Linked DNA regions of Homo sapiens: all the other regions are linked to region 1. Evidence: chromatin contacts called from ENCODE Hi-C or POLR2A ChIA-PET data. All regions are on one chromosome and are shown on one strand. Each heading gives the region's core, a stretch centred on a gene start or an enhancer-like site at or near the end of the contact. The rest is flanking DNA. Distances are from core to core; before and after follow the strand shown. Region 1 overlaps LOC107985365 (a long non-coding RNA gene). Region 2 has its middle 20 kb from the start of LINC01348. Region 3 has its middle 25 kb from the start of LINC01132. Region 4 holds the start of LINC03108 (long intergenic non-protein coding RNA 3108).

Region 1 (7,385 bases), core at 1,358-3,857:
ATGCATCTGACAAAGGTTTAATATCCAGCATCTATAAGGAACTTAAATTTATAAGACAAAAACAACCCTATTAAAAAGTGGGCAAAGAACATTAACAGACATTTTTCAAAAGAAGACACACATGCAGTCAACAAGCATATGAAAAAAACTCAACATCACTGGTCATTAGAGAAATGCAAATTGAAACCACAATGAGATACCATCTCATACTGGTCAGAATGGCTATTATCAAAAATAAACAAAAACAGATGCTGGCAAGGTTGCAGAGAAAAGGGAACACTTATACACTGTTGGTAGGAGCGTAAATTAGTTCAACCACTGTGGAAAGCAGTATGGCAATTCCTCAAAGAGCTAAAAACAGAACTACCATTTGACCCAGGAGTCCCATTACTGGGTATATATCTAGAGGAATATAAATCATTCTACAGTAAAGACACATGCACGTGAATGTTCATTGCAGCACTATTCACAATAGCAAAGATGTGGAATCAACCTAAATGCCCGTCAATGACAGATTGAATAAGGAAAATGTGGTATACATACATCATATAGTACTATGCAGCCATAAAAAAGGAATGAGATCTTGTCCTTTGTGGGACCATGAATGGAGCTGGAGGCTATTATCCTAAGCAAACTAATGCAAGAACAGAAAACCAAATGCCACACATTCTCACATGTAAGTGGGAGCTAAATGATGAGAACTCATGAACACAAAGAAGGGAATAACAGACACTGGGGTCTACCTGAAGGTGGAGGGTGGGAGGAGGGAGAGGAGCAGAAAAGATAACTAGTGGATACTGGGCTTGATACCTGGGTGATGAAATAGTCTGTACAACAAACCCCCGTGACACAAATTTCCCTATATAACGAACCTTCACATGTACCCCTGAACCTAAAGTAAAAGTTTTTTTTTTTTTTTAAGTCTGCTGTCAAACTGTTGTTTCTTTGAAAGTAATCTTTTCTTTTTTTTTTCCCAATTGATTTTGCCCTTTGGCAGCTTTTCCTTATAATGCCTCTAGATTTTTATATCTCGTTTTGAACTAATTATGCTACCTGAATCTGATTTTCATCTTGTTCTAGAAAACTGTCAGACACTATCTTAAAATATTGCCTCTTACCCCATTCTTTCTTTCTGGAGCTCCTATGTAATGCATGCTAGAGCTTCTCATTTCATCTTCCATGTATTTAAGTTCTCTTTCATGTAAGAAATATCTTTATCTTTCTGTGTTGCATTCTAGGTAATTTGTTTCCAAACCACTTCCTGGATGATCAATTCTCTCTTTGGCAATCTTTGCCCCGTTTATTAAGTTTTTATTTTTAATGTTACACATTTCATTTCTAGAGGTAACATATGGTACTTTTTCAAATATGCCTGGTCTTTTAAATTTATTTTCTCAAAATTTTGATTTCTCCTTTTACATTTCAGTTATGTTAACAACAATTCATATCCTCCTTCTGATAGTTCTATTAGCTGATGTTCTGGGGGTTCTGGGGACTCATTACCTGTGCCGCCCGTTGTGTCTGTTTATTCTTGTTTGTAGTGCACTCTTGCTCATGTCTCTAAACGCATTTTGTAATTTTCGATTGTGAGCTTCTATTTAAAAGAATGTGCTCACTATGGGAATCTTGTGTGGCAGAGGTTGAAGATTGGTTTCTATAGAGAAGTTTTTTATTTGTTTTGGCAAGTGCTCTTGTGATATTGGGACTCCTTTTATGTTAATTAATTGACGTAGCTTTCCTAGACCATACAGGTGAGTAAACTTAAGCTCCAAACCCATGTGAAGTGTGGTCTGTGGTTATGAAACTTGAGGTGACCTTGTTTTCCCTCAGCGGATCTCCCACTGCTCAGGCAGCCAAGTGTCAGCACTTTTTCTTGTGCTCAGACCTTCTTTATACTCAGTCTCTGGGATTTCCTTCACTCATTTCAGCTGTGCTTTTAACACCACACTTATTATTTTTCTACAGCATATTTAGGCGTTTCTGTGGCCAGAAGCTTTTCAGATTCTCCTCTAAGATATTGCCAAAATGATAGTTCTTGTCATCCTGAATTTCTGAACACAGAAAAAGTTTTCCCACGATGATTACAGATTTTGAGATCTCTCTAGATACTAGGGACATCTTTAGAAAGCAGGCCAAGAGCCTTGACCAAACTTACGGCAATTCTATTGTACTGATCAGAAAATATCACTTACTTTTGCATGTAGATTTTATTTAGATGAGAGTTAGGTTTTGTTTTGCAAAGAAAATAGCTAATGTATTCTTTGCTAAGAATGACGGTGATACACAGCGGTTGGATTTATTTAATAAAATGTGAGATGTTAAGAAAAAAATCTTAGGAATTTGAAGACACTGAGAGTGTTCAATGCAAAAAAAAAAAAAAAAAAGGCAGAGAGAGAGGGTGTTTCAGTTGCCTGCACCATACATACTCGCTGGTTCCGAATAATGCAAGGATTTCTCTCTTCTGTTCCGGTCTTTTGATGTTGAGTTTCCTGCCCCTTAAATATCTGCTTTACCAGAAAATGAGAAAGTCTTCACCCAAAAAAACAGCACAGAAGTGAAGCCAAGTGACTGTAAAAGGTTTCATAGCCTGGTCAACAGGGAGGCAGCTGGCGATCACTTCCTGCCTCACCCTGGAGGAAGGAGCTACTAAGGAAAGGGACGTCTAAGCTGAAACAACTTCAGGTGGTTCCTGTCCCTCTCTAGAGACTTTAAAGTCTCACTGCATGGAATGCCCTTGATATCCAGACTGGGAAAATCTAAGCCTGTGGACCAGGAAGAAAAGTCATTCATTTATTCATTCGTTTATCACTCCTACTACTCATGAGAGTCAAGTGAGGGCTGTCTGGGGACTTAGGGTAGGAAACTTTCAATATGGCTAGATATATGCACTTAACTATTTCTTTTTCTTTTGGATTGACAGTCTTATTTACTCTGAATACAGGGCATTCATAATGCTCATTGTTGCTGCTACTATTCTGTGAACACATGTTTAGAAAAAAACGTGGTGCAACGGTATGGGAATTCTGAGTTCACTTGTTCATCCATTTTTTTCTTTAAATAACATTTATCCAGTGGTATGTTATATAGAGCTTTGTACTGGGTGGAGTGGGGCTAAAAAGATGAATGATAAATAGTTTCTACCCTTAGGAATCTCAGTCTAATACCATGTGGGGGATGGGGCAGTATATTTACAGAAAGAAATGCTACATGGGGCATATTTAACCCACAAATGATCTAACTGAAGAATCAGAATAAATATTTCCATACATTTTAATTGTGGTAAAATATACACAACATAAAATTTACCGTTTGAAGCTTTTTTTTTTTTTTTGTAGACAGAGTCTTGCTCTGTTGCCCAGGCTGGAGTGCAATGGCACGATCTTGGCTCACCACAACCTCTGCCTCCTGGGTTCAAGCGATTCTCCTGCCTCAGCCTCCTGAGTAGCGGGGATTACAGGCGTGCACCATCATGCCCAGCTAATTTTGCATTTTTGGTAGAGATGGGGTTTCTCCATGTTGGTTAGTCTGGTCTCAAACTTCTGATCTCAGGTGAACCGCCCACATCAGCCTCCCAAAGTGCTGGGATTACAGGCATGAGCCACTGCACCTGGCCTATTTGAAGCATTTTTAAGCGTACCATTTGGTGGCATTCATTAAGTACATTCACATTATGGTGCAAACATCACCATCATCCCGGAAGCCTTTGCATCTTTCCAAACTGAAACTGTACCCATTAAACACGAACTTCTCATTCCCCTCCCCCTAGTCCCTGGCACCCACCATTCTACTTTCTGTCTCTGTGACTTTGACTCCTCTAGGTGCCTCATACAAGTGGAATCATTCAGCAGTTGTCTTTTTGCATATTGCCTGTCCAAAACTTTTTGAATGGAAAGAAGTATGTTTTACAGAAACAGGAAAGTCCCAGCCTTGTCTCTGACTGCTTCACCCCTTGGTTCAGCCCAGTGAAAGCTGGTCAACTTTCCTTAATGCTCTGAGATCCGTAATAGCACAACCATTTTAGTATCTTTCTCTGAAGACTGCAACACGCTGTCATGATATTAGTCAACTCAAGTCAACTGACATTATTATAGTGCTTATGAGGCTGCTCCTGCCTGAAAGCCCTTCACTGCCTCCCTGGGGTGTGGGTGGAGGATGAGATAAGCAGCTCACAAGTGGGACAGAACCCTGGCTCTGCGGAAAGCCCAGCTGGCTGCCACGGGTGGCATGTTTCTCGGGGCTTCCTGTGTGAGCGCATAGACAGCCCTGCTAGTCCCTCAGCCCAGATGCCTGCCAGAAACCCAAGCCCTGAGGATGCCCCTCCAGATGTGTGCTGTGAACTGAGCTTTCTGAAATCCTTCTCCTGGGGCCAGACACTCATCAAAGCGCCAACTCTATCGCAGACTGCATTTGAGTCACCTGTTATGTTTGAGATCCGCCCTGTGTTGGGAGCTGAAACCTGTTGGCTGGTCTTGCTGGGGTTAGGGAAGGGCCTGAAGTCTGGAAGAGGACTAGGTCAAGTTTCCTGCTGTACTTCTGAGGTCCTGGACGTGAAGCCGAAATGCTGCAGCTCACAGCCAGTGTGGTCAGCCGAATGGGAGTCAGCTCTGGGCGGCTTATTGCCATGAACAAAGGAGCTCAGTTGCTGGGGTTCACCTCCTATCCCATCAGAATACAAGCTGCACTGGGGCTAGATGTCCACGGCTGTATCCTCAGCACCTAGAAGAGAGTCTGGGACCAAGTGTGAACATCTATAAACCGGAGGAAACATCTGTTGGCAGGATATTTAGTATAGCAATATCTTTGGATAAAATAATCAACAAACAAAATTATGTTGTTGGAAACCAGAAAACGACACCACTGATGAATGTACTTAGGCTACTTAATCAAGAAATAGTCGCAATGATTCTACTTCTGTCTTCTTTTTTAAAAAAAATTTAATTAGTTGTTTTATTTTAGAATAGCATTACTGATTACCTTTCTTCCCTGGAAATTAACACATTTCGTAGAGACTTAAGGATGCATCAATGAAATACTTAGAATTGAAAGAGGAAATGAATTACTTGATTTCTCAGGATGTGTGTGTCTATTGGTGCTCTAGCACAGTTAAATGCTAATATTGCCACTGAAAACTGATGCAACTTTTGTGAAGCAACAGCTGTAACAGGGCCTCTGTGTAACACTTCCTTGTGTAGAATTAAAAAAAAAAAAGCTTAGGTTTTAGAAAATATCAGAAAAGCACCTCTTTATAGGCTTACCACATAAGTACATTGTTTTCATCCCCCAGTAGACTGCGATTGGCTTTGACTGGGGAGTTCCTCATTTGTCTCCGGGGTTGGGGCCCACTTCTGTTTTTTGACCACTGACCAGCTATGCTGTCTTCATAGAAATCAGGCAGTGGGCAGTGACCTGGTTCTTACTAACTCTTGTGATGCCTCACGCGATGTTATATCTGTCACCAGCACGCTCTCCTCTCCTGAGAGAGTGTTAGAAAATTGCGTGGTCTGGGAGTGCAGGGGTTAATGAACAGTTCGGAGATTAATGCTTCCTCTCCTTGTGGTCCCAGATGTCTTCGGGAATGCTTGAATCCTCTCCCTTTGCATCTTTTCCCTTATTTGTAGGGTTACCTGTCACATCCCTTTCGAACTTGCAGGGACCATGTCTGGACAAATTAGCCAAAGACTATACCTATGTTTGAAGCAAAATTTAATATTCCTCCAAAATTATGGCTTTCCAATTCTCCATGGCTCATGAAGAGGGCCCCTTACTCTTAGACAACAAATATTTCTGAGCACTGGCCGTGTTCCAGGCAGTCTGCTGAGATCTGGATCTGATGATGCAGTGGTAAATACACACAGACCCCACCTCTGCTCTTTCAAAGCCTATACCTGGTGAATGGCAGAAACAATATTTCTCCACGCCTTACACTCAATGAGTAACAAAGAGGAATCACAGTTATTGGCATAGCTCAAAAATTTTTTTTGTCAGATCCAGTTTTGCCAATCACTATGACAGGGCCAAATCTATAAAACATTGGGAGCTTTATAGGAGATAAAATATCCTCTAAAATGTAGAGAATTTTTATAGCCCAAATTCCTATCCAGAGTCTCCAGCCCCTTTGGGACTAGACAGCCCCCTCAAGATTCTCAGGGAGCTCATCACATTCCCCATTGGGCAGTGTGACTAGATAAGGGCCAAGGGCATGAGTCAGTGTGGGAAGTGGCCCCAGCTCAGCTCAGCCACTGTGGCAGGCAAGAAGGATGCCACGAACACCGCCAATGGCCTCAGGGAGGTGGGTGGGTTGGAAGTGTGGTGGGGGTCATGTTTGGTTATGTAAATATGACTCCAGGCAGAGCCAGTGCTGAGTTTGATGATGGAGGAGGATTGGAGGTAAAGCTAGAGCTCTCAGAGCCTTCCCTGGGATAGAGATTCCTGCTGACACTGCTGGCCATGATAGTCTGTCTGGGGAGCCATGCTCACCTTCAGCTCCTGTGCAGAGAAGGGTGGCTGGGGAGGTGTTGCATAGCTGGGGGCATGCTAGGTGCATTGATGCCACTTGTTTCTCCACTTGGCTTCAGTCCAGAGCCCCACTCTGGGCTGGTGGCTGGGTAAGACCATAGGTAAACAGTAGACTTATAGTATGGTTTGGGGGCTATTTTGCTATGATTATGTGGGCACGGGCTTTAAAGACTAATGGCCCTGGTGTCTTCATGCTACTCTGTATGCTTTGAAACCTAATGGCCTTCTGGCACTGCCTTTCAGTTGTTGCATGACTTAGGGTAACACTAGTAGCAGTAACAAATAAATGCTCAAATTTCAGAGCCTTTCCACTGATGCTTATGTCTCATTCAAGTCAGTGGGTGGCTTCCCTCCAGGTGGTAACTCAGAGATCCAGGCTCCTTCCAGGATGTGACTCTGCCATCTCCTAAGGCCCTGGAGAATTCTGCGTGGAGGTGGAAGGTGACAGAGAGGGCATGTCTTACCACCTTAGCCCAGAGTGATACATATCACTTCTAGTCATGTGTTGCTGAGGTAAGGCAGTGGCCCCCAAACTTCTTGGGCACCAGACAATTTTTCCATGGACTGGGGTGGTGAGGGGGATGGTTTCAGGACGATTCAAGCACATTATATTTATTATATTTATTGTGCACTTTATTTCTATTATGATTACATTATAATACATAATGAAATAGTTACACAACTCACCATAATGTAGAGTTAGTGGGAGCCCTGAGCTTGTTTTTCTGCAACTAGATGGTCCCATCTGGGGGTGATGGGAGACAGTGAGAGATCATCAGGCATTAGATTCTCATAAGGAGCAACCTGGATCCCTCACATGCGCAGTTCACAATAGGGTTCACTCTCCTGTGAGAATGTAATGCTGCTGC
Region 2 (7,385 bases), core at 3,610-6,109, 200 kb before region 1:
GAGCATTTCCTTCTTCTTGCAATGACAGCAAAAATACTGAGGCTTCAATTACTTACCCTCCTCTATTTCTGTTTTATTATCTCTCCCTGTCGCCATTTCCATGCACTGATGCCCACGCACAGGTTGTAGGAACCAACTAGTATGTTGCTGGGAGGTCCAGACACTCAAATGTGAACTTGCTTCTCTCCCTAGAGAGCTACCAGATTTAGCAAATAAACAGGCAAGATGCTCAGCTAAATTTGAATTGAATTTCATATAAACAATGAATACTTTTGTTTTCTTGAGATGGCGTTTTGCTCCGTTGTCCAGCTAGAGTGCAGTGGCGAGATGATGGCTCACTACAGCCTCCATCTCTGGGGCTCAAGTTAAGAGCCCTCCCCCATGGCTCAGCCTGCCCTGAGGCCAGTCCTCGTACATGGCACATGGCCGCCTTCAAGACATCTCCAAGAAGCCCTCGCTGAGAAGTCCCCTGGTGCACACACAAAATCACATTGCCATTTAGTTGAATTTCTTCATTGTATAGGTTAAGAAATGGAAAATGTGACTCTCAAGGATTATACACAACTAAAACTGTGTGAAACTGCAATGAGTACCCGGGCAATAGGGAAGTAGGAATTTCTCACCAACCCACGTGCCAGGATCCAGCCTCAACACTTGTGAGGATCCAGCCTCAACGCTCTGCACATCTCCAGTGTGGAACAGCACCATGCGCCTAATGAGTTCTTCTCTGACTGATTGATTGATTGATTACTAAAACACTCAGCGCTCCTGGCAAAGCAGTTCTCACTCTGTTGAACAAATTATCTTTATGCACTGCAGTCTCTTGAGCTTAGATGAAGGCAAGCTCACTGTAATCTTCAGATCATTTAGCAATGTCTTGGAATCACTGGATATGACAAAATATCCAGGCATGTGGAATAGGAAGGGGGAAGAAAAGCAGGACTTGGAGGGACTATGCTAGTGGATTTCAACTCTATATTTTCTAATCTGAACCAGGGGCAGGCAAACTACTGCCTTGTAGGCCAAATCTGGCCAGTGGCCTGTTTTATTACTGATTGATTGATTGACGGGGTCTTGTCTTGCTCTGTCACCCAGGCTGGAGTGCATTGGCTTGATCATTGCTCACTGCAGCCTCGAACTCTTGGACTCAAGCCATCCTCCCACCTCAGCTGCCCAAGTAGCTAGGACTACAGGCGTGCACTGCAACGCCTGGCTAAAAAATATATATATATATATATATATATATAATTATTATTTATTATTTTTTTTTTTTGTAGAAATGGCATCTTGCTGTGTTGCCCAGGCTGGTCTTTAACTCCTGGCCCCAAGCAATCCCTGACTTTATGGCACTTGCTCAGCCTGGTGTGACAGTGTCTGTCTCCTGGAGGCCAGGAGCCCCTGGCATGCAGCCAGCATGCCCCATTTATAATCGTAGCCCAGCACATGGAAGGGACCCAAGAGAATGACAGCAACGTTGGCTTTGCCATTTCAACCCTGAACCTCATTTTACTGTTCTATTCATATTATCTGGGGGACAAAATTTTCCCACATTCCTTTCTGTTGGTGCCACCATCTCTGTGCCTCCATGTGCTGCTGACCTGCCAAGCCCATGGCCAGCTCAGCACTCGGATTTTATTTGGTCTCTCGGTATGGGTTCCTTTATCAGCATTTCAAAAAGCTTTTGTGTTTTATCCATAATTGATTAAAGTTTGTAGCTGTGAATAAAAGATTGATTAAAAGCAACAACAGCAAAACAGCTCTTGTTTTTCTTCACCATCTGCCTTTCCCCAGAAGAGTCTCCCACCTCCAAGCAGACAGTCCTCGACGTGGATCCACACAACCTTACAAGTTTTCCTTAGACCCAAGAAAGGGAGGTGTGGGGAATGATCGTTACTTGCTGATACTTACTGATATTGCAATGCCAGCAATAAGAATACCATCTGGACTTTATCTGTGGTTGGTGTGTTTCATTTTGCATTTTATGTGATGGGTGCTGGGATTTGGACAGGCCAAAGCTCCCACCCTCGCGTTTCTCAGTGTACTGGGAAATGACATCACCTATGACAGGGCACTATGATTAGCAAGGGGAGGGGAGGGGCCAGACCTCAGCCCAGGAGTGGGGCTTGGGGCAGGCCCCTAGGGAGAAGCAGTGGCAGTAGCCAGAGCTGGGCTTGGTGTCCCGCTCAGACAAGTGGTGCAGCCAGCTGCAGGATTCACACTCACGTCCTCTGGTAGTAAGCTCTGCTCTCTGCCGGCCCTGACTTCAGAGCAGTGCTGAAGCCGGGCAGTCCTGAGGCACAGCCATATGTTTACAGCTTCTATTTTTTTATTTTTTTTAAGATGGAGTTTCACTCTTGTCGCCCAGACTGGAGTGCAATGGCATGATCTAGGCTCACTGCAGCCTCCGCCCCCCTGGGTTCAGGCCATTCTCCTGCCTCAGCCTCCTGAGTAGCTGGGATTACAGGTGCATGCCAACACGTCCAGCTAATATATTTTTTTTTTTTTAGAGACGGAGTCTTACTCTGTCGCCCAGGCTGGAGTGCAGTGGCGCGATCTCGGCTCACTGCAAGCTCTACCTCCCAGGTTCACGCCATTCTCCTGCCTCAGCCTCCAGAATAGCTGGGACTACAGGCGCCCGCCACTGTGCCTGGCTAATTTTTTTTTGTATTTTTAGTAGAGACGGGGTTTCACCGTGTTAGCCAGGATGGTCTCGATCTCCTGACCTCGTGATCCGCCCGCCTCGGACTCCCAAAGTGCTGGGATTACAGGCATGAGCCACCGCGCCCAGCCTAATTTTTGTATTTTTACTAGAGACGGAGTTTCGCCACGTTGGCCAGGCTGGTCTCGAATTCCTGACCTCAGGTGATCCACTCGCCTTGGCCTCCTAAAGTGCTAGGATTGCAGGCGTGAGCTACTGTACCTGGCTTTTTTTTTTTTTTTTTTTGAGACAAAGTCTCTCGCTCTGTTGCCCAGGCTGGAATGCAGTGGTGTGATCTCGGCTGACTGCAACACCGTCTCCTGGGTTTAAGCAAATCTCCTGCCTCGGCCTCCCGAGTAGCTGGGATCACAAGCACCCGCCACCACACCTAATTTTTGTACTTTTAGTAGAGACAGGGTTTCACCATGTTGGCCAGTCTGGTCTTGAACTGCTGACCTCAAGTGATCCGCCCGCCTCGGCCTCCCAAAGCGCTGGGATTACAGGCATGAGCCGCTGCACCCAGCCACATATTCACAGCTTCTATTTGAAGGATCTCAAAACCACAGGGAGTGCAGCAGTGCACACCAGCCCTCTCCCCCACCTCCCTTTCCCCACACTCACATTCCTTCCCTTATGCCCCAATCACTGGCTTAGTCAGAAAGACCATTTTAACCTGAGAGTAAACGAAGGAAAGGGATACACAGTCTACTGGCTTCTGTCGCCTCACATTTTAATAGAGGCTTCAAGCAACAATTACCTATGGGATATGTCTGAGAGGCACTACAGAAAGGGGCAGAATTATCTACCAGCTTGATAAATGATACATCTCTCAGGACTTTTGGAGGAGAACCAGCTCCATGCTGCAGGAGCCGTGTGGAGCTGGGCTTTACTGCCAGGGCCTTGTCCTGGATGCTGGAAGGAACCAGAAGATTCAAAGTAGAGTCAGGGTCCTGGCCACCAGTGCAAGGCAGGCCACATGACCATCGACACTGCCACCATTGCCACCAGCCCCAGTGCAGCCCTGGGAAGGAGCTTGTTTTCTCCTCCTGGGGGACTGCTGCTCTGGTAGGAGACCAGAGGCAAGAGGAGTCCATTCCGGGCTGTGGGGTACCTGCCCTGTCTCCCTCACAGAGTGCCGTAAAACAAAGCAGCATCATGCATAAGCCCATGTTTCCAGCAGTTTATCAGAGCCTCAGATGTGTGGTGTAGATCCCATCGCCTTGAGGCTCAGGAGAACCAGCAAGCGTGTAGTGCCCTGGGCGGGGTCCCAGCTGACCATGATCCCCATCTCTGGCATCTTTTTTATGGGTCTCCCCTTGTTTTTTTTTTTTTTTCAGACAGAGTCTCGCTCTTGTCGCCCAGGCTGGAGTGTAGTGGCGCGATCTTGGCTCACTGCAACCTCCGCCTCCTGGGTTCAAGCGATTCTCCTGCCTCAGCCTCCTGAGTAGCTGGAATTATAGGCACCCACCACCACCACGCCCAGCTAATTTTTGTACTTTTAGTAGAGATAGGTTTTGCCATGTTGGCCAAGCTGGTCTTGAACTCCTGATCTCAGGTGATCTGCCTGCCTCGGCCTCCCAAAATGCTGGGATTACAGGCATGAGCCACCGCACCAGGCCTGGTGTTTTTTTTTTTTTTTTTTTTTTTTTGGAGACAGAGTCTCACTCTGTCACCTAAGCCAGAGTGCAATGGCATGATGTCGGCTCACTGCAACCTCCGCTTCCTGGGTTCAAGCGATTCTTGTGTTTCAGCCTCCCAAGTAGCTGGGACTAAAGACATGAGCCACCACGCCCAGCTAATTTTTTTGTATTTTTAGTAGAGGCAGGGTTTTCGTCATGTTGACCAGGCCAGTCTTGAACTCCTGACTTCAGGCGATCCGCCCGCCTTGGCCTCCCAAAGTGCTGGGATTACAGGGGTGAGCCACTGCGCCCGGCTGCCCTTGGTTTTAATGTGGACGCCTTGTGCTTTTTGCTCAGTATTCCTGGCCCCGGTGATCACAGGGGTTGTGAATTATGGATACAGCAGCAACTGTTTTTAATCTCCCATGAAACAAAACCAGTGTGTCTTCTGCCCCGGAGGCCGCGGGTGAGGAAGGGATGGCAGCTGCTGCGATATGGCTGCCTCGGGCTGACGTCAATGCGAGTCATTCCAGGCCAAAGACTCCACTCAGGAAGCTTAAAAGTGATACTGAAAACAGATTTGCATGTTTTCCTTTCACGGGAACTTGGCTCCTCTCAGTTCCACTGAAGATGTTTTCACCAGCCTGTGTGCAACCGGTGTGTGGAACGAGCACAGCTTGCAATGCAATTGGAAGGCGACTTTAGCTTTTGTCCTGTGCTGCCCCTCTGAAGTTTATTCAGCCGGATTCATGTTCCCAGACCCTGGCAGGCTTGGACTTTTCTGCTCCTCTTAGGAAATAGTCTGTCTGATGGTTGCTTTAAATGGAAACAAAACAAAACAAAACAAAACAAACAAAAAAAACCAGTCTCCATTTGGAATTTCAATGTCCAGGCCAAGATATTAGTCAAAACTTCAAACCATTCTTCTTGCTCCAGCTGAGGCTGCTTAGGGCTGGAAGTCTGCATGGGAAAGGGATGAGGCTGGCTTCTGTCCTTTCCTGTGGCTCCTTGTGCCCCTTCTCCCAAGGTTGGAGCTGGGTGAGGGGTTTTAGGGCCCAGGACAGCTCTCACCCGAGTAGGTGCATGGGCAGCTTGCTGTGCATCCTTTGGGTCTGGCTGTGGTTGAAAGCTGCCCTCTCTCCTGCCGGGGCTCCCATGTGGGTCTGCACTTCCTGGAGTCTCTTATTGGTGATCATTTGAGACTCTTTGCTTTGGTCCCTTGGGTTTACCTCGAGCTTTTTGCTGCTAGGGTTTCTGCCCCTCCAGGTGGTCTTATAGGTCAGGCCCCTAGCAGACCTCATGCTGGTTACCTCTCTGTGTGGCTTCAGCTGGTTCTGACCCTCTTGTGTGGCTTGCCCCCGCAAGCTCTGGGAGGGAGGCCAACCCCAACCCACTGCATGCTCCTGGTTCTGGCATCAAAGCAGGCAGGGCCAGACATGGTGGCTCACTCCTGTAAACCCAGCACTTCGGGAAGCTGAGGAGGGAGGATCACTTGAGGCCGAGAGTTCAAGATCAGCAACATAGTGAGACCCCATGTCATTACAAAAATAAATATTATTATTTTTGAGACGGAGTCTCACTCTGTTGCCCAGGCTGGAGTACAGCGGTGCGATCTCAGCTCACTGCAACCTCCACCTCCTGGGTTCAAGCAATCCTCTTACCTCAGCCTCCTGAGTAGCTGGGATTACAGGCATACGCCACCATGCCCAGCTAATTTTTGTACTTTTAGTGGAGATGGGGTTTTGCCATGTTGGCCAGGCTGGTCTTGAACTCCTGACCTCAAGTGATCAGCCTGCCTCTGCCTCCCAAAGTGCTGAGATTACAGCCTTGAGCCACTGTGCCCAGTCCACACACACAAAAATTTATTTAAAAAAACCAGGCAGGACCAGGTGTGGTGGCTCATGCCCAAAATCCCAGCACTTTGGGAGGCTGAGGCTTGTGGATCACCTAAGGTCAGGATTTCGAGACCAGCGTGATCAACATGGTGAAACTCCATCTCTACTAAAATACAATATTAGCTGGGTGTGGTGGCACATGCCTGTAATCCCAACTACTTGGGAGGCTGAGGCAGGAGAATTGCTCGAACCCAGGAGGCTGAGGCAGGAGAATTGCCTGAACCCAGGAGGCAGAGGTTGCAGTGAGCCGAGATTGTGCCATTGCACTCCAGCATGGGCAACAAGAGTGAAACTCTGTCTCATAAATAAATAAATAAATAAATAAAATAATTTAAAAAGCAGGCAGTAGTCATCCTGTACATTAGTTCCCTGTGGTTCTCTAACAAATTACGACAAATTACGATGCTTAACACAGAAATTTATTCTTTCACAGTCCTGGAGGACGGAAGTCTAAAACCACGATCAGGGGGCTGAAATCAAGGTGTGGGCACAGCCCTGCTCCTTCCGCGGCTGTCGAGAGAATCCCCAGCTTGCTGATTCCGGCTCGTGGTGTCTGCCGACAACCTTTGGCCTGTGGCCGCATCACTCAGTCCCCACCTCTGCGTCACATCACCGTCTCCTCTGCATTGGGCAAACCTCCCTTTACCCCTCTCTTGTAGGGAAATGGCTAACTGCATTTAGGGTTCATGTAATCTCATTTAGGGCTAATCCCGGATAATCTCCCCATCCAGAGATCCTTCATTTAATCACATTGGCAAAGACCCTCTTTCCAAATAAGGCCACATTTATAGGCTCCAGGGGTTAGGCCTGACACGGTTGGGGCTTTCATCAGCCTCCTGCAGCCTGACACCCACCGTCTGGATTTCCTGGATGGTAAGGGCTCTGGCCTTCTCTGCCATCAGTGAGAGGGAATCCCAGGGTGAGCTCTCTGAGAAGCTTTGTGGAAACCCACGAATTTGAGGTGAGGGGAGGCCCCCACTTCCCTTCAGGAAGCACAGCTTTCTCCACAGAGACACCCCTCAGGCAATCTTCTCTTCAAAATCATGTCTCTCAACTGGCCCACTCTTTATATTTTTTGGTGGGGATGGTGAGAAGGCTCACAGGTTGTGGATCAGGTTCTAGACTATTTCCCGTCCCATTGAAAGTAGCTTGGAACCCAAAGCATCACTTTGA
Region 3 (7,385 bases), core at 1,365-3,864, 140 kb after region 1:
CCTGTTCTGCTTACTTAGACCAAAGGGATCTTGGATCTCTGCTTGGCCCCAGAGTAGCTCCAGAATCAGAAATGTTCATCATTCCTATGAGCACATATCCAGGGAGTGTTTGATCATAAGTTCTCCCCAGAGTCAAGTCTTCAGCCAAGTGCGAACGGGCCTTGTATAATCCTGGCTGAGGCTCAAGGGCCTTGTTAGGTTTTTCCAAAGAAGTATCCTAGGCCTTCTCATTGGCTTCTCCATTTACTGTTTCCTGTAATGCTATCATGTGATTGGAATACTGCTGTCCTTAAGGCTGTGTCCCTTTGGTACGATGAGCTCAAGTTTTGTTCCCTCTTCTCCTGGCCTTGCCTCTATCCAACCCCCTTGGCTGAGAAACCACTGGACTGCATCAGCCCAGATTATGTTTTCTTCCGAGATCTTCCAGATCTAACCTGTTTATCACAAGCACAGCTGTGCATGCAGTTCATGCCCCAAATAGATAGGTAGGTTCTGCAAAGGGTACGATTTGGGTTTGGCTCATAATGAAGGAAAACTCAGTTCATAAGAAGAAGCTGGGCCATGCTTATGATCGTCTCAGATTGGTTTTGGCAGCCTGGACACCCTCTGGCCCCTTCTCCCTTCTAGCCACTCACCCTTACCTCATCACTTTTCCAGCTGCTACAGGCCCCAGATGGTGCAGAGTAGCTGCTAGCAGTGACTATTTATCATGAGGCTGTGCGGGTGTAAAGAAACATGGCCAACCACACTACAAGTGGTCTAACAACATGGTGCCCAAGGGAAAGCACGTCCTGAGCCCCACCCCACTTCAGCATGGGTTTGTTCCTCTCAAGATACTTATGCCCATCTCAGAATATCACTGACTTCTGGAGCTTGCCACAGAGATACTTACAGCTCAAGCAACACCCCAGTGGCTCAGTGACCTTCTCCAGGGTCAGCTTGTAAGCGATAACAAAACCCATCTTCTGGTTCCCTTGGTTCCTGGAGAAGCTTGATGAACTTTGCACAAAAATAATTTGGGCATATGATAGCATATTAGTAGGCAAGTTCAGACTCAGGGAACTAAAAATCCAAGTCATAATGTGATCACTCACCCCTTTGGGTTTCTAAATCCAAAAGAAGGACCTGTGCCTCAAAAGTAAGCAGAAAGAGGCCAGACGTGGTAGGTCACGCCTATAACCCCAGCACGTTGGGAGGCCGAGGTAGGTGGATCACCTGAGGTCAGGAGTTCGAGACCAGCCTGACCAACATGGCAAACCCCCGTCTCTACTAAAAAATATTAAAATTAGCTGGGCATGGTGGCAGGCGCCTGTAATTTCAGCTATTCAGGAGGCTGAGGCAGGAGAATCGCTTGAACCTGGAAGGCGGAGGTTGCAGTCAGCCAAGATCACACCAATGCACTCCAGCCTGGGCGACAGAGGGAGATTCTGTCACACACACACACACACAAACACACACACACACACACACACACACAGCAGAAAGAAAGAAACAACAGAACATGCAAATACATGAATAAAGGGAAAGATTCTGAGGTTCTAGAAAGCTTCTGTTATTATCTATTGATGCACATCCAGGCAAATGCCTTTTCTTCTTGCCCAATCCAACCCTGTCTCCAACAATAGATAGATGATAAATAAATAGATATGTAGGTAAATAGATAGATCCAAAGAAAAAACTGCTGCAGTATCACTCTCGTTAGAGCGTTCCTTTTAGTAAGAGAAAGATCCTAGTTCTACCACACATGTTAAACTTTCTGTGCAATGGCCTGGAATTTCTACCATCTTTGCTGATATAGATCACCCTGAATAAATCATGGGATTGATCAGTCCTTTGGCAAATGTTTCCAAGTGTAATTTATATGTACTGCCATTACTAGGGCACCTGACTTGCTGATATTTTTAAACAAATCCAGGTTTGGTCACCTTGAAGAATGCTTGCTCCTTTGCGGCAGATGGGTACAGGACCCATCCTGACCCATCCTCTCCAGTCCCTTGGGCTTTAGGCTGCCTGCTTGCTGTGGTAGGGGCCAGAGTATCATTTGCCATTTTGATTTGGTGCTGCTCAGTCAACGCTTTGTGCTTCCCTGCTGCCTGCTAGCTCACAGCCCTGAGTCAGAGAGGGGCTCCCCTGAGAATCTGCCTTATGTCATTTGTACATGGCTGGGTCTGGAAATCTTGACAAAGCACTTTCTATAAACCACTGTGAGGGAGGGCAAAAATAACAGTAATAAATAATGCCTCTGAGTCATCCATTAACCTCTGTTGATGCCACCTCCGTGTCAGCTGTCACATGTTGATAGTGTCACCTAGAATCCCTGACGGGGACATGCAAGCCTGTGCATGTTCCCTCCCCCATAGCAGTGCTGATGAACATCCCTCCTGTACAGCCCATCTGTTCTGGTTCCATGTGGCTGGGCCTGTTTCTCTCCGAACTGCTCTGAGCAGAGCAGATTTTATTTTCATTACTCTTGCCATGAAGGTCTCCAAATCCTAAGCTTCCCTTTGGTCTTTGCTGTAAACCACAAGGTCTGCTGTTTGGCGATGCACTGCTTTGCCAGTTTGCCTTCAGGTCAGGCCTCTGGATTTCCAAAGTCCCTTCGTGGAATTTGTCTTGGGAAACCTCCACCCACTAGGGCCACAGGGCTCAGCCCACCAGGGGAGTGTCTGCAAAGCTGAATGGGCTATTTCTCTGTCCTGTGCCTCCCTCTTCCAACCTGTCCTAGTTCTTGCTTAGCTAGACTCTCAAGGCTTATTTTGACATGCTTATCTCCGTATGGCCCTGCCCTAAACAGACATGGCAATAAGTGCACACTTGTGGCTCACCTCTATGTGGGGCAAAGTCTTCCTCTCCATGAAGCCTGTCAATTCAGTGAGCTGAGAAGCACTAGCTGAACCAAACTTAGACCTTCTTTGCAGCCTCTGGACTTTCTCTAGCCCTCATGTCTATAGTGAAGTATCACTGTGGGGACAGGCATGGGGCCTCCTCTGGGTTCAGCGGTTCTCAAAGCATTTCTTCCCTCTTTTTTTTTTTGAGATGGAGTCTCGCTCTGTCACTCAGGCTGGAGTGCAGTGCACTGGCGCAATCTTGGCTCACTGCAACCTCCGCTTCTCTGGTTCAAGCAGTTCTCCTGCCTCAGCCTCCCAAATAGCTGGGAATACAGGTGCATGCCACCATGCCTGGCTAATCTTTTTTTTTTTTTTTTTTGCATTTTAGTAGAGACGGGGTTTCACTGTGTTGACCAGGCTGGTCTCAAACTCCTGAGCCCAGGCAATTTGCCTGCCTTGTCCTCCCAAAGTGCTAGGATTACAGGAGTGAGCCACCATGCCTGGCCCATTTCTTTCTTTCTTTCTTTCTTTCTTTCTTTCTTTTTTTTTTTTTTTTTTGAGACAGAGTCTCACTCACTCTGTCACTTAGGCTGGAGTGTAGAGGAGCGATCCCGGCTCACTGCAACCTCTGCCTCCTGGGTTCAAGCGATTTTTCTGTCTCAGCCTCCTGAGTAGCTGGGATCACAAGCATGCACCACCACACCTGGATAATTTTTTAAATATTTTTAGTAAAGACAGGGTTTCACCATTTTGGACAGGCTGGTCTTGAACTCCTGGCCTCAAGTGATTCACCCACCTCAGCCTCCAAAAGTGCTAGGATTACAGGCTTGAGCCACTGCGTCCGGCATCTTCCTTCATTTTATTAATTGCACAGCATGTGGTATTTGGTCACCTGTTATGAGCCTGACTCCATGCCAAGTGCTGAGGCCGTCACCCTGGTTAAGATCCCCACCATCTGCAGCCTACTGCAGTGGAGGAGGCTACATTCCCGAAGGTAAGTTACAGTGTCAGCAAAGTGCTGTGGGCCCCTGAGCAGGCGGTTGGGAAAGCCTTTACCAAGGCAACGATACTTGATTTGGGTCTTATGGGAGGACAGGGAGTGTAATCCAAAGTGAAAGGGCAAGGGAGGTCTAGCTAGAGGGAGGGTGGCAGGGGATCGGGGCCTGGTGTGGAAGTCATGCGTTGCACTCATGTGTGCATGGACCCCAGCAGGGTAAGTGTGAGGCCACAGGCGGGACCCCATGTGCCATGCTTAGGGGTTCAGACATTGTCCTGGAGATGATGAAGGACCCCTGAGAGTTTTAAGCAGAGTTGGGTGTGAAGATGGATCTGAGAGGCCAAGACCGAGCAGGGAGACAAGTCATGATGGTCCTGATCCGAGACGGTGTGGGAGGTGGGAACTGACTTTAAGATGGTGGAAATGCAAAGCCAGGTGATGTTTCTGGGACAGGATTGACCAAATCTAGTGACCTACTAGATATAGGGAGAAAAAATAAGGAAAGCATAGGGGATCACACTGAGGGTTTGCATTTGAGAGACTAGAGTCAGGAGGCAAGGCAGGATGGGGGTGGAGAAGGGGAATGATGGGGCTGAAATTAGACCACAGTGGTGGTGGGAATGTGGACACTGAGGGAAGAGGAGGCAGTGAGCACACGAGTCTTTCATGATGTTTGGTGATGAAGAGAAGGAGGGATGTTCTGTAGCTTTAAAGGATTTTTCAAAAGTAGGAGAAAGAACCTGTTTGTAAGTAGAGGGAAGATACGGTAGAGAGGGAGAGATCATAGGGTGTAGAGAACTGCCATTTGCTGAGTGGGTGCCGCTTGCAGGCCCGGAGCCATGCCCTTAACATGCATATCTCATTTCAGCAGCATGCCAACCCATGGGGTAGCTCTACTTATACCCATTTTCTGAATGAAGAAACTGAGGCAGACCGATGGATTCACCCAGGGATGGGACTTGCTGAGCAGTTGAAGCAAAAGAATAGAGTGACTGGGAAGGGAAGAAAATGAAGTCAAACGAAAGCTAATAGAATGGGGTGGCGGAGTGCGGGGCTTAACGGGCTGAGGGGTGTCTATATTCCAGACGTGGGATTTGGAGTTGTTCTGGCTAATGTCAAAGACCACACACAAGGACATGGACGTCAACGGTTCATTCACATGAGATGACAGTTACCCAGGATGAACCAACTGCAAAAAGCTGTCTGTGGATGGTAACTGCAGGTGACCTGAATGCATGTGCCTCCTCCTTCTTTTTCCGCTTTTTGTCTTTTCCTTAAGCCTCTCTGAACAGTATCTTCAGAAGTGTCTGTTTCCCACAGAGCATGGTGTGTCCAAGAAATACCCCACATTCCCATTGCCTTTGCTATTTAATGCTGTAGTTGGGAGAGGCAGTCTTGCTTTCTGCTTGCCTGTCTTTTTGGAGCACATATGAACTACAAATAGATACAGCCCACATTTTGCCTCAAAGATATATTCTTTGTTTTCTCCAAGTTGCCAAGTTGAACTCTAAGCTGATGTTTAATTTATCTGTGGTAATGAGGAACGGGGATAGCCTTGCATAATTGGAATCTGAAGATAAGCCAAAAGCTTCTTTTAGCCAAAATTCCTACATCCTTTCCCACCAACTCTTTATGCCTGTGTTGCTAACAAATGGCAAATTGACTAATCTGAGTTTCACCAGTTCTTTGTGTGGTGTATCTGACCTTTCACAATGGGTTCATACCAGAGTCCACTTCCATGGTCCTTCAAGATGTGGGTGTCTGGTTCTCAGGTAACCAACCAAAACCTTTGTACCTACCACTCATGTATATTTCAGTTGAAGTTAGAAAAGCACCCCCTCAGTCTATAGCTAACCTCTGGTGAAATTGAGGAATGAATGAATTGCTAAGCCATCTATAAATAGAATTCCGGGACAATTCATCTGATGTGAGAGACAACCCTTTGATAGGTTTCTGAGAAGATGTGTGAAGCCACTACTCTCAATTGTTCTTTCATTTACTTTTTGCTAATCAAAGCCCCAGACATATTCCAAAATGTGAGATGTTTTGGAAGATTAACCAAAACACAAGCTGAAATTTACCAGGGGCTCTGTATAAAGTTATACCCTTAGGCTTTTATTCTCAAAGCCCTCCCAAGTACAGAAGTGTAGCATGGGATGATGTGACATAGAATCGCAGAGTGGGAGGAGCCCACCATACTTCAATTCAGTGTATCCAGAAGGAAAACTAAGGTTCACAGACTTGCTTAGGGGCTTAGTCAAGGGACTATTTGTTCAGAACCAACATTCATACAAAGAGTCTTAAATTTAAAAGGGGATTTATTTCAGAGAAACCTCATGGAAACCAGTTGAAAGAGGGTTAGTGGGGACTTTCGGGAAGTGAAAAGTCGCTGGTTAATTTCTCTGTTTCTATCTCTGTGGGGCCTTGCAGATTCTTTTCTTTGCTTCCGGGAGCCTTCTTCATATCTGCAGTGGATATGAGGTGATATGGTTTGGCTCTGTTCCCCACCCAAATCTCATCTCGAATTGTAATCCTACGATCGCCACGTGTCAAGGGCAGAAACTGGTAGGAGGTGATTGGATCGTGGGGGCAGTGTGCTGTTCTCGTGATAGTGAGTGAGTTCTCACGAGATCTGATGATTTTATAAAGGGCTCTTCCCCTTTCGCCATTCACTCTGTCCTGCTGCCTTGTGAAGAAGGTGTCTGCTTCCTCTTCACCTTCTGCCATGATTGTCAGTTTCCTGAGGCCTTCCCAGCCATGCTGAACTGTGAGTCAATGAAACCTCTTTCCTTTATAAATTACCCAGTCTCGGGTATTTCTTTAGAGCAGTGTGAGAATGGACTAACACGAGGCTTCGCTGGTCTCTCATGACCAACCCAAAAGGCAAGGTCAGCTTCCATGTCTCAATGGCCTTCCAGTGAGGCCCCTCACAGCTAACTGACCAGGGCAGGGGTCTCCTTGGTCCAGCTGAGATCAGGGCCTGGCTCCGGCCCATGCCTGTGGTAAGAGTGGGACTATCCCTTGTGGAGCTGACAAGGGCTGACTCTCTGTAAGGGTGGCTAAGGCACTACTGGCCACTCTGGTGCCCCAGGATGGCACAGGCAGGTCAGAACCTGGCTGTCACTCCAGGCCAGCCTTCTGCCACTGACTGGAAAGGTGGGCTCAAACACAACTGCAGTTAAAAGAGAGGAATTGCCCCGGAGGTGAATGCAGTCACCTGCATAGGGGAAAAGGAGGTGAGAGGCCTGCTCTACTCCCCCTGATCAGATGCCATCCAAGGGCACATGGCTGACATGTTTGAAGAAAAACCCAGAGTCAACTCAGAGCCCAACTCAGGCCTGATAAAAAGTGACTATGATGATGAAGAGATTCAAAATTATGCTGCAGAAGGAATGGCTGGAGGGTCTAGGCGTATTTCACCTGGAAAGAGGAAGCTTTAAAGGAGATGTGAGTCTTTTGTCCAAATGTGTAGACTGACTAAATTCTTTAAAGAGTTTTATGTTTGTGTATATCTGAAGGGTCCAGAACTAGCATCAAAGGGTAGAATTTAGAGGGAGGAA
Region 4 (7,385 bases), core at 1,591-4,090, 140 kb before region 1:
TTTTTGTGATCTCCAAGGGTCTGGAATTTATTTCTGGAGCTGAGGAGAGAGAGAGGTTGTGAGTTATATATTTTCAAAACGTCTGAATTTGCTTGGCCACCCAGAGAGGTCTGTGGTAGTTAATTTAGTTAATTCCAAGCTGGGATTTGATTACCACACTGGATACTTGGCACCTGTTGGAGAAAACTCTGCCATGTCCCTGTCTCTACCCCTCCACCCCTGGTCAGCCATCCTGATCCATCAGGTTGCCACACAGGGGCTGCGTAAGAGAGTGTGAACATAATTCAGTTCAGCCTATCAGAGCTCTGGAAAAACAGCTTAGGACCCACGACCTTCTGGTGGAATGTCCGCAGAAACATCTTCCATCAGAAAGAGAACATGTAAAACTTATCTTGCACAGATATGATCTGTTAGGCAAACAGCTTTTAGATTTGTGTTGCATTTGGTTTTAAAATGAAAAGAAATGTGTGTATATTTTCTCTCTTTTTAAATTTTTTTTTTTTTTTTGAGACAGAGTCTTGCTCTGTTGCCCAGGCTGGAGTGCAGTGGCATGATCTCGGCCCACTGCAACCTCCGCCTCCCTAGTTCAAGCGATTTTCCTGCCTCAGCCTCCCGAGTAGCTGGGATTACAGGTGCATGCCACTGCGCTGGGCTAATTTTTGTATTTTTAGTAAAGACGGGTTTTTACCATATTGGTCAGGCTGGTTTCGAACTCCTGACCTCAGGTGATCCACCCACCTCGGCCTCCCAAAGTGCTGAGATTACAGGCGTGAGCCACCACGCCAGGCCAATGTGTGTATATTTTCTGACTGTAAGTATGCTTCATATGTATTGTAGGCAATTTTAAGACATACAGAAAATGTGAGGAAAGTAAAAATCATCCCCAAATCCCACTCTGCAGAGGTGACCACTGTCAACGATTTGATAAGCCTCCAGGTGTCTCTTTTATGAATACGCCCTCACAACAACATTTTTACATAAATGGGCTGCAAATGTTGTATCAGCTCCTACTTTTTATCTATCAGAATGATCCATGTGAATATCTTCCTATGGCTTTGGATGTAGATTTCCAACATTATGTTTAATGGTTGCATAGCATATGATTAAACATACTATAAGTCACTGACTCAATCACTTCTAGGTTGTTTCAGCTTTATTTATTTTTTAGATTTATTTGCCACACTGTGATGACTATCTGTGCAATTTTTTTCTGGTGGCTCAACTGAGAATAAATTCCTAGTTTTAAAATTAAGAAGACAAAGAGTACTCATGAATAATTTTAATGTACAGGGTCAAATTTCTCCCAGAAAATGTATAACACTAAACATCTACCAATAATAAGGAGAGTTCCCATTTCCACACTCTCTGGCCAACACTAGCCATTGACAATATTTAAAGTTTTGGCCAATCTGATAGGTTAAAACTGATGTTTTATTGTTGTATTGATTTGCCTTTCCTAGATCATTTTACTTTTGAATGGTACTGTTTATGGTTAAATAGAGGCAAAAATAATGACTTCATATGAGGATATCATTACTACATGAGGAACTAAGGCTGGCATGAAGGCAGACATATGTTATTCAGAGAGCCATGGTGCCAGGTGCCTAGCACAGAACAGTTTGATAACCATTTGAGGGTAATAATATTTTGTTGATTGATTGATTTATGGACTCACCGGTGACTACTTTCAGGAACTGGTTGAATGGCATCTAGAAGCCTGCATGGCTCTGGTCATAAAGGATGACAGGATGACATTTGCCTATAACTGCAAGGCCACTTGCAGGCAGAATGCACGTCCCATGTCTTGTTGATGTCTGTGCAAGATCCACCTGATCTAATCTACCTGACCTCCCTGGCTCAAGGGATCTTCTTGCTTCGGCCCCACAAGTAAATGGGACTAAAGGCATGTACCACCAAGCCTGGGTAATTTTTGTATTTTTAGTAGAGACGGGGTTTCACCATGTTGCCCAGGCTGGTCTCGAACTCCTGGACTCAAGCGATCTGCCTGCCTCGGCCTCCGTAAGTGCTGGGATTACAGGCGTGAGCCATGGCGCCTGGCCTCCCTTGGTCTCGAATGGGTCTCCCCATTTCTTTCCTTTCTGGGATAGGAAGATGACAGCTTCACTTCAGCCAATGTCACCAAGAATTTCTCTCCCTTCCGAGATTGGAAGGTGACAGCTTCATTTCAGCCAATGCAACCAAGAGAGGCTTCGGGAAAGTCAGAAGATGGCTAACGCTGCCTGTGACCTAGTGCAAGGGGGAACTGGAAGCCCCCAGGGACGATGGTGGAGAAACTGAGAACATGGGGTGGCAACTCTGCCCTGCCAGCCTCCGTGGTGGACTCTTGCCACGACGAACAGCCAGGGTGGGAGAGGCCCACTGCAGGGAGCTACTCCTTCCAGGCCTGGTGCGCAGTGGTTTCCTGCCTTGCTAAATGGCCGTTGCTCGGTGGTGATGATTCATGGCATTTGGAAAGTGTGGCTGTGTTCTGAACAGGGAAGTGAAAAATAACACAGCCAAGGTCAGTGCAGGACAGGATAGGGGCTGTTACAAAATGTGCAGTTTTACTCTGAAAAATGCAGGGGGTGGGGAGCCACAGTAAACTCGGTCCTGGTGGTTCACACCGCGTGCGTGGCGCCCTGCTTGCTCTCCTTTACAGCATCAACTTTTCCGAGTGTCAGTCACTAATTTGTCCCTTGGAAGCGGCTGCTGGTCTTGGCTGAGCGGCTGTGGGTAGGAGGAAGTGGATGCGTGATTCAGTGAGTGTCTGCTTCCTCTCTGACTCAGGATTGGATCTGTTTCTGAGGGTGGTGCCAGGGGGCACAGTGTGGCTTTAGCTAGATTCTTTGAACTTGGAGTCAAACCTGAGGCTCTGACCCCTTGTAGCCGCTGGCCCTCCCTTGACCCCTTTGGATGAGTGAGGGGGCTCAGCTGGACCCTATGACCTTGCTTCACATTGGGTAAGCCTTCTGACCTGAGGCCTTCCTGTGGTTTCAGCTGAGAGAGGCTAGTGACATAGAGAGCCGAGGCAAATCCTGGATCTGTGCCTGCCTCAAGAGCTCCCTCCTTTGTGGGAGTTGCATTTGGGGGAGCAGCATAGTTCTCAGGGGCTCCACCTAGGCAGGCGCTAGACTGATGGAGGAGGCAGTTGAAGGAGGAGGTAGTTTTCTTGTGGTCCCTTTGTCTATTTAGCCAATGATACGATAGGAGAGGGTCAGGTGGGGAGCTGAGACATTCCGAAGTGAAAAGTCAGGATTGGCTTTTTCTTCTAGAGCATGGAGTTTTCCAAGGATCTGTCACTAGTGTGCCGTCTGAACAGACATCGCTGCTGACACCTAAAACCTCTTCTAAGAAACACTCCAATTATTCAGATAATTGCTTGTGCCTAAGACTGTATAACCTAAGAGTCGGGTGCAGGCTTGATAAAGAATTGGAAGCCCTCTGCAAAACTGCTACAGGTGTTCTGTGTTCCGACGCCCTCCATCACCTTGGACAGGGGTTCTTCTTCCGGCCCAGTCTCTCCCATTTCCTCTTTTCTCCCTCCATCTCCTCCCATTTGCTTGGCCAGAGCAGAGGCTCGGCTGGTCTAGTTCAGGTAGGATGGCCAGCATCCAGTCACTGCCATATTCAACAAGGACTTGAGAGCTTCTAGAGAGAGAAATGCAAGTCAAACCAGCCTGGGCTTTTAAAAGGGGGCTTTGTGTGACCCTGGACACCTGCAACTGGGAGCCAACACTGCCACGTGCTCTCTCTTTTCTCACGCCTCAACTTCCTCTGAATACTGATCTAAATCTCTTTGCTAAGCTTCCTCTCTATGGCAGGTAATGTGCACGATGGCAGCTTTTGCTTATTGTACCTCATGACTTCACTGCCAGAAAGGGACAGAGAGGGGCCTTCACGGCCTTCACTGGGGCCAGGTGACCATCATTGGCTCAAACACTGCGGCTTGGGAAGAGCTGAACTGATGCCTGCTCACATCTGGACTCTGATTTGTGCTAGGGAGGGGGTACTTTCCAGAAGAAGGGGCCCCTGTCCTGGAAGACATACAATGGAGCCCACCACCGTGGTGCTGAGAGCTATTCCCAAGTCCTAGGGCGCAGTGGGCCCTCCTCCTTCGCCTCTGCTTCCCCTGCCTGGCAGTGAGGGGCATGGCCTGGGGGAGGGGTGACATCTGTCCACAGAGCCCATTGTTTTTTGGCTTGAAAATCCATAGGAAAATGGGGGTTTTTCTCAGCTCCCTTTTTTTGGAGTGGGGGCAGCAGCCGTGTGATTTTCTGAGTGGAATGCCTTGGAGGATCTAAGCGGTGAGTGAAGGAAGAACAAAAGAACCATTCTCAGAAGCATGGCAAAAATGAAACCAAATAAAAACCCCATAAAAATCCCTACCGGGGCAGAGGAAATACCAAGCCAGTGCTTTTGGAGTGCAGATTCTGTAATAAAGGAAAGATTCATGGATACGCTGTGCAACTTGCTTATGTTTGGACTGGAGGGAGAATGTGCAGGAACATGATATAAAAGAGTCATCCAAGAAAGGGAGGCATCGCTGTGTGCATTTGTGTTGTGTGTTGTTGCAATTCAGGAGTGGACTAAGGACTGGGGTTCATGGGGAGCCTGAAAGAGACACTGGACTGGTTCAAAGTTTGTGCACAGCTGCGGAGATCAGATGACTGTCAGCTGGGCCTGCCCCCTGCTGCCTCTGCTTGATTGCAGGAGGAACTCTGACCTTGATTTAGTCACCAAAACACCCATCTGGAAAGCTCTTTGAAGATTGATTAAGTAAACACTCACAGCACAGACAATCATAATTGAGTGACGTAGCTGAATTATCTGCAGTGCGTGGAAGAATGCACTGATGAGAAAGCTCAGGGGCATGTTCCCTCTCTGTTCCTCTAATTTGGCTTCCTTACTTAGGGGTACAGTTTCGGGCACCGGGAGTGTTTTGAGGGGATGGCGTGGAGGATGTGGAGACTTTCACTCTCATTTGGCAGGGTGACACTATCCCAGGCATAGAACACCACCCGTCACCGCACTGCAGCTGGTGTGGCCTGTGGCAGGTAGCGCTGTCCGCACAGCTGACCTGAGATGCTGCCTGTAGGGGGTTTCAGTTCTGCTTTGTGACTGTGGGCTGCTGTGAGCCCACTTTGGGAAAGGGCTCACAGATGGGGAAGGCCTGGATTTCATCTGGGAGTGCCTCACCTCTCTGCACGGTGGTTCTGCTCTAGGAAAGAGCTGGTGGGCCTCTGTGGGCATGAAGCAGTGGCCACGTTAGTTCCCTAATGATCTCTGCAGCTCCGTGGGAGATAGAGATGGGAATAGGCTGTCAGCTCTGGACTCGGCTTCTGGACTTGGTATGCCTGGAGTTTGTTGAGTCCTCTGGATTCGGGGAGCAGTTTTGATGTTCATTCAATTCATTCATGATTGATCCATCCACCTATTCACTCACTCACCAGGGCTATCATTTCATCATTCAATCACGTTGAGATAATGTCTCTCCCACTTTTTCTCTCTCCTGCCTGGCACAGTGCCAAGCTTCTGCCAGGGCTCTGCACATTTGTTTACATCTCTTCCTGCTCTGCTTTTGTTGTGGTTGAATATCTAACCCCCAGGACCTCAGAATGTGACCTTATTTGGTGATAAGGTCTTTATTTATTTATTTACTTAATTTTTGATACAGAGCCTCGCTCTGTTATCCAGGCTGGAGTGCAGTGGCGTGATCTCAGCTTACTGCAACCTCTGCCTCCCGGGTTCAAGCGTTCAAGTGATTCTCCTACCTCAGCCTCCCAAGTAGCTGGGATTACAGGTACATACCACCACGCCGGGCTAATTTTTGTATTTTTAGTAGAGACTGAGTTTCATCATGTTGGTCAGTCTGGTCTCGAACTCCTGACCTCAGGTGATCACTTCAGTGATCCCAAACTGCTGGAATTATAGGTGTGGGCCACTGTGCCTGGCCAAGTGTGAGGGTCTTTAAAGAGGTGATTAAGTACAAATGAGGTCACGAAGATGGGCCCTAATCCAATATGACTGGTGTTCTTCTAAGAAGAGGAGATGAGGACATAGACACACACAGAGGGAAGCCCATCTGAGGACATGGGGTGAAGATGGCCATTTCCAAGCCAAAGAGAGGCCTCAGAAGAAACCAACCCCGCCGGCACCTACACCTCACACTTCCAGCCTCCAGACCGTGAAGAAGTAAAGTTCTGTTGTTTAAGCCAGTCTGTGGTACTTTGTTATGACAGCCCGGGAAAATGAATACAGCCTCTCAACACGTTCACTGAGCATATAGCCATCTGCAAGTTATTCTAGATGATCTACAGATGAAAGTAGAGAAGTACAGGAAAAGAGGAACGGGAACGAGCTCATCTTTTCTTCTTCATTTTCTCCTCCCAAACCCTCCCTACTCAGCCTCTCCTTACCTCTACCCTCAGCAGAAAGCAGAAACTTAGGGGGAAATGAAACAGAGTGCTCTCCAGCAGATGCCGCCCTACGGAAGCTCTGGAATAGAATGGAGACCCTTCAGTATAGAATCAGAAGCATCATTTTCTTTTGGCTGTCCCCCACTCTCCAAGTTTGTTTTTAGCTCACGTGTATACACACTCACGGCCAGAACACACACATGGCCTGACGAAGCAGCCGCATGTGTGCATCTCAGAAAGACTGGGAACAGGGACCCCAGCTGTTGTGGACACGCTGTGACTGTGTGGCTGGCAGTGTGTTTGCCAGTGTTTGCCAGTCCCAGCTTTATGGGGCATGGTGGCTGGAAAAGGCTGCAATAAAATGATTCTCTGGGGCACGAATTATGTCACTTTTTGTCCTTTGTGTGCAAAAATGATGGCAATGTTGTGTTTCCACACAATTGCTACAGGACTGTCCTTTGATTTATGGCCCTGGAGGATGGCTGTGTGCTCTGATCTCTTTATCTGCAGGAATCACCAGCTCATTTCATTCTGAAATCATCTTGGGATCTCTGGAAACACCCCCCAGTCTTCAAACCTGCTGCGCCTATTAACAAGCCAAGCCCATTTAAAACAGGCTCAGTATGGAAGACTCAATATTCCTCGTTCTTCTACAGTATCTACCATTTTGGATCAAAGACATTTTTCACCACTCAACACAATAATAATCCTGTCCCATTGGTCGTTTTGCAATCCTGGCTTAGTTCGCTGATTTTAAAGGGAACTGGGATTCCAAGAGCTCAGTGTTGACCAACGGGTCCCGTGTTGCATAGTACTGGGTCCCCAGAGGACTTTGGCCAAGATGTGACTGCCAATGTGGCTGCAATCAGCTTCTTTGTGCATGCTGGGGAGTGAAATTTGCACATCACATTCACTTTTCCCTCATATCCATAGTGGTGTTTCTGAAGTCTCGTGGCATTTCTTCATTTA

The links. A loop is a pair of places that touch in the nucleus more often than their neighbours do. ChIA-PET counts read pairs that join two places held with the same protein, here RNA polymerase II (POLR2A). Pooled maps may share reads with other maps.
Region 2: a loop to region 1 is called in a map with no recorded cell type, with 9 times the contacts of the local background. The contact joins two enhancer-like sites. A Hi-C loop is called at or near these places in 8 of 37 single-sample maps with no recorded cell type and 9 of 50 pooled maps. POLR2A ChIA-PET finds 5 or more read pairs at or near these places in 5 of 52 experiments (GM10248, activated CD4-positive, alpha-beta T cell, activated T-cell and 2 more).
Region 3: a map of GM12878 shows a loop between it and region 1 (6-fold over the local background). The contact joins two enhancer-like sites. A Hi-C loop is called at or near these places in 1 of 168 maps with a recorded cell type or tissue (GM12878), 12 of 37 single-sample maps with no recorded cell type and 3 of 50 pooled maps. POLR2A ChIA-PET finds 5 or more read pairs at or near these places in 7 of 52 experiments (BJ, GM10248, HEK293 and 4 more).
Region 4: a loop to region 1 is called in a map of endothelial cell of umbilical vein, with 7 times the contacts of the local background. The contact joins the promoter of LINC03108 here to the enhancer-like site in region 1. A Hi-C loop is called at or near these places in 15 of 168 maps with a recorded cell type or tissue (B cell, CD14-positive monocyte, CD4-positive, alpha-beta T cell and 8 more), 37 of 37 single-sample maps with no recorded cell type and 18 of 50 pooled maps. POLR2A ChIA-PET finds 5 or more read pairs at or near these places in 17 of 52 experiments (AG04450, CD4-positive, alpha-beta memory T cell, GM10248 and 11 more).

What each region holds. Positions count from the first base shown.
Region 1 is chr1:234,839,878-234,847,262 of GRCh38, reverse strand. All of the region lies in intron 2 of LOC107985365 (a long non-coding RNA gene), which reads left to right. Among named protein-coding and RNA genes, the nearest start is that of LINC02961, 84 kb to the right of the region's middle. RefSeq lists enhancers at 4,100-4,219, 5,019-5,088. Within about 2 kb of position 2,607, at least 15 of the 41 ENCODE cell types and tissues checked have a DNase peak (open chromatin) inside an H3K27ac peak, as active enhancers do; they include CD14-positive monocyte, CD4-positive, alpha-beta T cell, GM12878 and 2 more, where a contact is called at or near this core.
Region 2 is chr1:235,045,770-235,053,154 of GRCh38, reverse strand. No RefSeq gene overlaps it. Among named protein-coding and RNA genes, the nearest start is that of LINC01348, 20 kb to the left of the region's middle. RefSeq lists enhancers at 2,092-2,161, 4,719-5,013, 5,727-5,776. Within about 2 kb of position 4,859, at least 29 of the 41 ENCODE cell types and tissues checked have a DNase peak (open chromatin) inside an H3K27ac peak, as active enhancers do; they include endothelial cell of umbilical vein, where a contact is called at or near this core.
Region 3 is chr1:234,695,265-234,702,649 of GRCh38, reverse strand. No RefSeq gene overlaps it. Among named protein-coding and RNA genes, the nearest start is that of LINC01132, 25 kb to the left of the region's middle. RefSeq lists enhancers at 2,114-2,408, 2,191-2,440. Within about 2 kb of position 2,614, at least 12 of the 41 ENCODE cell types and tissues checked have a DNase peak (open chromatin) inside an H3K27ac peak, as active enhancers do.
Region 4 is chr1:234,976,231-234,983,615 of GRCh38, reverse strand. It overlaps LINC03108 (long intergenic non-protein coding RNA 3108), which reads left to right and starts at 2,840. Exons shown (of 2, transcript NR_186308.1): 1 at 2,840-2,960; 2 at 3,273-7,385. RefSeq lists an enhancer at 3,578-4,081.